Regions from separate parts of the Homo sapiens genome. Here regions 1 and 3 are each linked to region 2. Evidence: chromatin loops called from intact Hi-C (ENCODE). Cell type or tissue: heart right ventricle. All regions are shown on one strand. Region 1 overlaps SKOR2 (SKI family transcriptional corepressor 2). Region 2 has its middle 180 kb from the start of SMAD2. Region 3 overlaps KATNAL2 (katanin catalytic subunit A1 like 2).

The links. Hi-C counts contacts between places; a loop is a spot of excess contacts. Peaks named below come from ENCODE experiments on the same cell type or tissue, not always from the same donor. Only the 100,000 strongest peaks of a DNase experiment are listed, where the experiment ranks them.
Region 1: it touches region 2 in a loop (25-fold over the local background); 83 of 110 quality-filtered maps call a loop at or near these places.
Region 3: it touches region 2 in a loop (6-fold over the local background); 38 of 110 quality-filtered maps call a loop at or near these places.

What each region holds. Positions count from the first base shown.
Region 1 is chr18:47,214,565-47,217,064 of GRCh38, reverse strand. All of the region lies in intron 7 of SKOR2 (SKI family transcriptional corepressor 2), which reads left to right. Among named protein-coding and RNA genes, the nearest start is that of SKOR2, 36 kb to the left of the region's middle. In heart right ventricle, a CTCF peak has its summit at 1,335 (motif pointing left); no DNase peak of the experiment used is centred here; H3K27me3 peaks cover 1,120 bases.
Region 2 is chr18:47,748,129-47,750,628 of GRCh38, reverse strand. No RefSeq gene overlaps it. Among named protein-coding and RNA genes, the nearest start is that of SMAD2, 180 kb to the left of the region's middle. RefSeq lists a silencer at 1,263-1,442. In heart right ventricle, no CTCF peak of the experiment used is centred here; a DNase peak (open chromatin) is centred at 1,328; H3K4me3 peaks cover 482 bases; H3K27me3 peaks cover 1,022 bases.
Region 3 is chr18:47,049,163-47,051,662 of GRCh38, reverse strand. The region is part of intron 4 of KATNAL2 (katanin catalytic subunit A1 like 2); the gene reads right to left. Among named protein-coding and RNA genes, the nearest start is that of ELOA2, 15 kb to the right of the region's middle. In heart right ventricle, a CTCF peak has its summit at 1,090 (motif pointing left); no DNase peak of the experiment used is centred here.

The DNA of each region.
Region 1 (2,500 bases), 530 kb after region 2:
GAAATGTGTCTAATTCCTTATTCAGCCTGATGTATCTGTCAAAGTACCTGGGGGAAAATGTCTTTAGAAAATTCTATCTAAAGATTATCAAGAAATTGTAAAATATCACAATTACTGGCTTTCTGAATATTTTAGTTGGATGATCTTATTCATCAGTCAATATGGTTGCATGCTTTGCTTCCTGAAAACAGAACAGTTCACTCAAATTATTTTATATTTAAAGTTTACAGAGCATATATTACAAAACAGGCTTTTTTTTTCTTGAGATGACATAAAAGCCCACTCTATCTTGCAGTCAAGGAGAATTCAAATATATTAAAACCATCATATTTTGTAATGATTCCCAAAGACCCACAATGCATTTATCCTATGTTGTTAAAAAGTGTTTCTATTCAAAAAACTTATATTGAAAGCGTCTTGGGTATCATTGCCATAGAAAGAAAACTTATGAATTTCTTTGGCTCCTGCATTTTTAGATTCTCTGTTGACTGTCATTTCTGCACCATTGCTTCTTTTTCCCGTGTTAAATGTAAAGTTGTGATGACTACAGAGTCAAATGATTGACTCTCTTTGTGTCTTTATAAATGAATGTGTACTTATCTCAATGTGAGATTTAAAACAGTGAGGAATTAGTTAACATTTATACATGGTATAAGCTACCTTTTTAAAAAATAGCTCAAAATTTGGGTATTTTAGTATTTAACGTGGTTTGTGTTAAAGTCCCCCACCCCTGCCCTGGGTTTTTAAGTGCTTATAGCATTTGTATTACTAAGCCACATTTAGTTATGCAAAACAAAGAAATATTTTTCTATCCCTATGAACCAATACAAAAGTTTTTTAATTTAGCATGTTTATAAAAATGTAAATGTTTAGTGTAATAAAGGGTAAAGGATTTCTCATTCACAAATGAATTATGATTCTAGGACAAGTTTATTCAATTTTAAAAGCAAAACTTAACAGTCCTTAGGCTGAAGAAGCTGACTGAAGATTTTTATTCAGTGAATAGCTTTTTGATTAAAGTTTTTCCAAGGACTGGAATATAAAAACTTACAACATGAGCTGAGACTGTGATGATGCCTTGATAACCTTTTTTTATTATGAATTTGGCAATAATTTTATAAGCAAGTGCATCTGTGTATAAGCTACTACTGTAGATTTGTTGAAGACATGCTTTTTTATTTTTTAGTCATAGTTCTTGGAGAACGTTGTGATGCTGCAACACAGAGCACATGATAAATGGCTAGACCCAGATTCACATCCTTTGAACTTGTCAGATCACTACCACAAGGCGTGTTGATGGGGAAAATGTGCTAGTCTTTAAGTGCCCTCTGCTGTTTTTCCAGAATTCTGCAGTCACACGCAGCTAGGGGGAATTGGTCTCAAAGTTCTTCATTAAAAGCCTCAATTAAAATAATGTTCAATCAATAGATTAAGGACTAATGTTTTGTTCACGGTGGACTTGTAAAACAGCAGTTTACAACTTCCTGATGATGGGAGTGCAGTGCATCGTCACAGGGAAAGGAGTGAGAGGTCGTTATCTTTGCTGGAGGAGTGCTTGTTCTTTGGCAAGGACACAGCTCTTCAGTAAGATGGTCTTTTCTTGGAGGTTCTCCAATATTCATTAGGATGGGAACTTGCCCAGATTTCTACTGTATAACCTACAGAGTTTGTAAAAATATGTCTTACATCTTTTTTTTAAAAAAAGGTAGATAGGACCATTACTATTTTGCATTATATTTTTAGAAGAAGATCCCTGGGCCACTAGAAGATTTTGGTTCTGTGTCTAAATATGCATCAAAAGGAGATCCCTGCAAGTCAGAAGACTTAATGCAAGCCTGAACTTCTGTGGAGGCTGCCTTAAAATTCTCTAGCAGTAGACAGACTTTGGCTACTGTGTGTCCATTTCCAATTATTGATCTACTGTTGTGCACCTTGACAGTGCAATCAGTTGTTCCTTAGTTATGTAGCATTTTTCTTCTCATCTTTCTCTTTTTGAGATGTTGACTGACCTGAATGTGTGAGCTCAGGTTAACTCTTTTGGCACAAACTAGGAAGTCACTTTTTTTTTTTAAACTCCAGTACTTTTGATCTACTATAACCAAGTAGGTAATTTAGAAGTTACATAATACTTTGAATTTTTTTTCTCCATGCCAATCTCGGTAATTTCTAAGCTGGTCAAGATGAAAAGAAAGCTTTTGTAAGTCCTATTGTAGGAGATTTGCATGGAATAACTAACTAGTTTAAATTGAGCCTCTAAAATCCTGAGCTTCCAAGTTGGGGAGAATTTGCTGAAGTGTCTGCAAGTCCAATGTTGCATTTTATGGAATCTGAAGCACCATCAATTGTAAGAGGCACCACTATTTGATGAATCATAAAGTAAAAGGTTTCAACTGTAATTCTAATACATCTGATTTCAGAAATGTTAAAATGTGAGGGGATAAAGTGCATCCTGGAATCAGTGAAATAATGTTGTTTCCAGGAACAACTGGCCATGCTACTA
Region 2 (2,500 bases):
GATTCATCCAGCATTTAGTGAGTGGCTACTCCAGGCGTCAGGCACCAAGAGGGGCCTGCCCCTCAGCAGCTCCCAGTGTGGTGTGTGTGTGTGTGTGTATGTACATGTGTGTATGTCTATATGTATGTGTACATGTATATGTATGCATATATATGAGATGTGTGCATGTGTATACGTGTGCATGTGTGTATGTATATGTGTATATGTGTGTATGTGTATATGGGTGTATGTGTGTGCATATCTTTGTATACATGTGTATATGTGTTTATATCTGTGTGTATGTGTGTATATGTATGTGTATGCATGTATATGCATGTGTGTATAAGTGTATGAATATGTGTGTATAAATGTATGTATATGCATATGTGTATAAATGTGTGTATGTATATGCATATGTGTATATAAATGTGTGTATGTATATGGGTTTATAAGTGTATGTATATATGTGTATGTGTGTATAAACGTGTGTATGTATGTATAAGTGTGTGTATGTATATGTGTATGTGTGTATGTATGTGTATGTGTGTGTATGTATATTTGTATAAATGTGTGTATGTATATGTGTGTGTATGTATATTTGTATAAATGTGTGTATGTATATGTATGTATAAGCATGTATATGTATGTTTATGTATATGTGTGTATATGTGTGTATGTGTGTATATGTGTGTGTGCATGTGTGTGTATATGTGTGTATCTGTGTCAGACTGACAACTGAGCAGGGAGACCAAGTCAATGACTGTGGTTTGGTCTGAGGAGGGCTGAGACACACACAGGCTGAGGGCCCAAACTTACCCTGAAAACTGCGGCCGAGCCCAGTAGCGGCCATCCCAGTAGCAGGTATGGGAGGCTCTTGTTAACGACCCTATCAGTGGTCCGCAAATCCACCAGAAAGGCGTAGCGTCCTTGTTAATTTCAGGCCTCTCAAAAGCAGCCCTGCCCAGCCTGTCCTGGCCCTCTCCCCTGAACATGTCATCCCTAAAATCTTGACCTCCTACACTTAAGGAGGGCCCTCCTTCCCTCCATCAACCCCATGCCCAAAGCAATCCCCTAAATCCACAGCATCCCGAATTCCAGTAACCCTTTAGAGGTTCGCGCATCCCATTACTGTTTTGGCCCTGTCCTGTCCTGCGTGGGCCAGCCAGTGTGATGTTGGTTCCTTAGCAGCCCTGGGGAGAAGCAGAGGGCGGGGGGCGTGGGGAGAGTCGAAGGAGCCATCCTGGATCCGTAGGCCTCCCGTCCGTCCGCGGGTCAGTGCGGCATCGCGGACACCAGGGGGCGCCAGAGCGTCGGGTTTCGCGCGGCTGCCCTTCGCAGTCCAGACGGCGCGGCGCGCGGCGGCCGCCAGGGGTCAGCAGAGCTCAGGGCCGCGGGCGCGAAGCGCGGGGCTCAGGGCTGGGCGGCGGCAGCTGCGTTCCCGGCTCCGAGCGCCGTTCTCTGTTAGGAGGGTAATTTAGAGCAATTACACCGATTATTATTGCTTTTCTAATTAGTGCTTTTCCTACAGAATTAGCCGAGTGTTTATTAGGAGCTGCTTGTTGCCAGCCGCTTAACTGCTTCGCTGCCGGGCGCGGGCGAGGGGAGGGGCGCCGCGTGGGGCTGCCTGGTTATGTGGTTTCGCATAAAAGCACGGATTAAATATTCATTCTCCTTTGTTACATATAGCATTAAATTTTTATCAGCTGTATGTTTTCCCTGAAGTTTTCCCTGCGTGTTAACGTTCAGGCGGACTGCAGAGGAACTCCTGGGCCTTGGCTCGTGGGGAGGACAGATCTGTGATCCTGGAGGCCAGAGGGTTCCCTCTGACATCTGTGACACCGTTAGACTTTTCCCAAGCGTGTGTCCCCGGATCCTTCTAATACCGCTGCGACGGAAGCAGGATGGATGGGGAAACTGAGACCCGCGGTGAGGGGTCTTGCATGACACTCCCAGGGCTGACACAAACCAGATTGTGGGGTCCGGCACGGAGTCTCTACCACTGTCATCTTTGGGACCTTCTAAGTCTTCAGGCCCCTCGGGAACCTCCAGCGTCACCCTGGCCATGCAGTGCCATGTGGGTGGGCCCAAGCCTCCCCTCTCACAGGAACACAGGCTTCAAACTTTTCCCAGCTCTATCCATCTAAGCCCTGCCAGGAGGGGGTCGGATACCTACGGTGCTCCTGGATTCTGCCACCTCCCGTGCGGGTGAACCTTCTGGAGCGCTTGACCCAGAGAAGTGGCTACACTTGGGGCGGGAGGCAGAGGGGAGAGATTTGGGGTTTATTCAGTGCACTCCCCTTTATGGCGAGTTAATTGTTACTTGCTTTGCCTCCAGGAGGCGGGGGACTCTTCTCACTTCACCAGTCCTGGGGAACCCATGTGAGAAAAACTAGAGGCACAAATGCGCCCACAGCAAACCAGAGGGTGTGGTTTGTACTGCCCGGCCTTGGTTCACGGTTCAAAAGGCTTCTTGGAAAACCACTGCCCCGGTGCATTCAAGTGTTTGTTTACAGCTCATTAA
Region 3 (2,500 bases), 700 kb after region 2:
TTCTATACTTTTTCATGTCTCACCATGCTTCTATACTATGTCTTAATCCTCATTTTACAGAGAGAAAAACTAAATCAGTTTTTTATTAATAACTTTAGTATGGAGTAATACATATTCACTTAAGAAAAAACTAGAAAATACTGGTAAATCAAAAGAAAATTCTGCCCCTCAGAGAAAATGACTAACATTTCCTCTGTTTTTACAAACTTTTTTTAACCTTTTTTTTTTTTCTTTTTAGAGACAGGGCCTTGTTCTGTCACCTAAGCTGGAGTGGCACAATCTTGGCTCACTGCAGCCTGGAACTCCTGGGCTCAAACAATCCTCCCACCTCAGCCTTTCAAGTAGCTTGGACTACAGGCGTGCACCACCACGCCCAGCTATTTATTTTATTTTATTTTTTGTAGAGATGCGGTCTTGCTGTGCTGCCCAGGCTGGTCCCGAACGTCTGGTCTCAAGTGAGCTGAGCTTGAATGAGGTTTGAATTCGATGTGGTTGGCAGGAGGAGCCGCTAGAGATTCTTAACCAACAGAGCGACAGGACGGGACTTTAGGAGTAGTGTGCAATACTGGGCCATAATAACAAGACACAAGAGAGAGACGCAGAGGCTACTAAAATTACCCAAGCCCGAGAAGATGGATATGGAGGACTATTAATAGAAGAACCAGCATCCATGACCCTCCATTGTCTGCTGTCACCAATTCTCACTCACACATTCAAACTCTGGTCTTCTTGTTTACTTAATTGTTCCACTTAGGCTGTGCCCCTTCTTCCTCTGTGCCTCTGCCAGGAATGGCCTTACATCACATCGGTCTATTCATATTCTATACATCTTTTAAGTCCAGCTCACGTCACCCTCTCTACAAAGCTTTCCCTGATTGTTTATTTTAATCCACAGTAATCTATCCTCTGCTGAATTTGTAGAACTTCGTTAAGGCAGATCTCTTTTATTGACACTCATATGTCCTTAAAAATACCTATAGTTCATTTTCGTTTTGACAGTCCACTCATTTGTCCCTTTCCCAGCAGGTTTCGGAAAATGATCAGTTCTAGTAGAACTTTCATTGATTCACGATACAAAGAGCCATCTCGTGGCAGAAAGGAAAAATGCATGCTTTGTAAGCAGCAAACTACTTGGCCTTAACAACTACATCTGACTTTTATTTTTATCTTTTTGTTTTTACAGTTCTTCTTTCTGATACAATTTCTGGAACAAAAAATACATTGTAATAAAAAATCAGGGATAATTTGTGAAAATGGCATTGTCTTCGTTTCTAATTATTCTACCCATCTACATTCTAGTAAGTTCCTCAATGGCTATGCAAATAACATTTACTGAGATTCTGTTACTATGTTCACAGTGCTGGGACCTGGCATGGTGAGTTTAAGTTTTATAAGAGTCAACTTATCTAGGAAGACAGCATTCTCAAAGTTATCTGTGGAAAACTCGTCTCTAAAGATGGTCTGAGAAAAAAAAAAGAGTTCCTTAGGCCAGGCATGGTGGTTCATGCCAGTAATCTCAGCACTCTGGAAGCCAAGGTGGGTGGATCGCTTGAGCCCAGGAGTCCCAGACCAGCCTGGGCAACAGATAAATCTCATCTCTACCAAAAAACAAAACAAAACAACGAAACAAAAAGTAGCCATGGCGGCACGCACCTGCAGTTGAGCTAATTGGGAGGCTGAGGTGGGAGGATTGCATGAGACCACAAGTTCAAGGCCAGCTATGTCTACATAGCGAGATTCCATCTTTACCAAAAATAAATGAATAAGGAAATAAATAAATAAACAAACAGTGTCGTGGCATACACCTGTAGTTTCAGCTACACAGGAGGTTGAAGTGAGAGGATCACTTGAACCCAGGAATTTGAGGCTGCAGTGAGCCATGATTGGGCAACTGCACTCCAGCCTGGATGATAGGTGAGACCCTGTCTCCAAAACAACAACCACAATAACAAAACCCTGGAAAAGCTTTGGCCAAATTGATTTGCAAAACCTTGAATACTGTGACTTTAGTATGATATTCTCATTGCACATAGTAAATCAGATGGTCTGAGAAGTCCTGAAATGAGGGACCTAGTTTAATTTAACCCAATATCTGCCAAGCTTACCTGACCACAAAACTCTTTAACACCTATTAATATTCTGTATAACTACTGCTCCAAGTGCTGCACACACTCAGAAAAGCACCTTGAGGTATTTTAACTCAGGGTTCTTTGGATAGAGCTGAGATTCCATCAAAAGATGATGTAAAATGGGCCAAGCCCACATTCCAGTTTCTTTAAGTCCTTTGCTGAACCAAGTTGGGTATTAAGAGAATAAAACCCAAATCCTATCAATAATAGAAGTATAAGTGTAATTGTCAGGCATGATTCTAAGCATGTTACATATTTAATCCTCGTAATAATGGCATCTACCTGATACTTAGCTATACCCCATTACTCCATTCTACAGACAAGGGAACTGAAGCATAAAGAGAATAAGTAACTTGTCCAAGATCACAGAT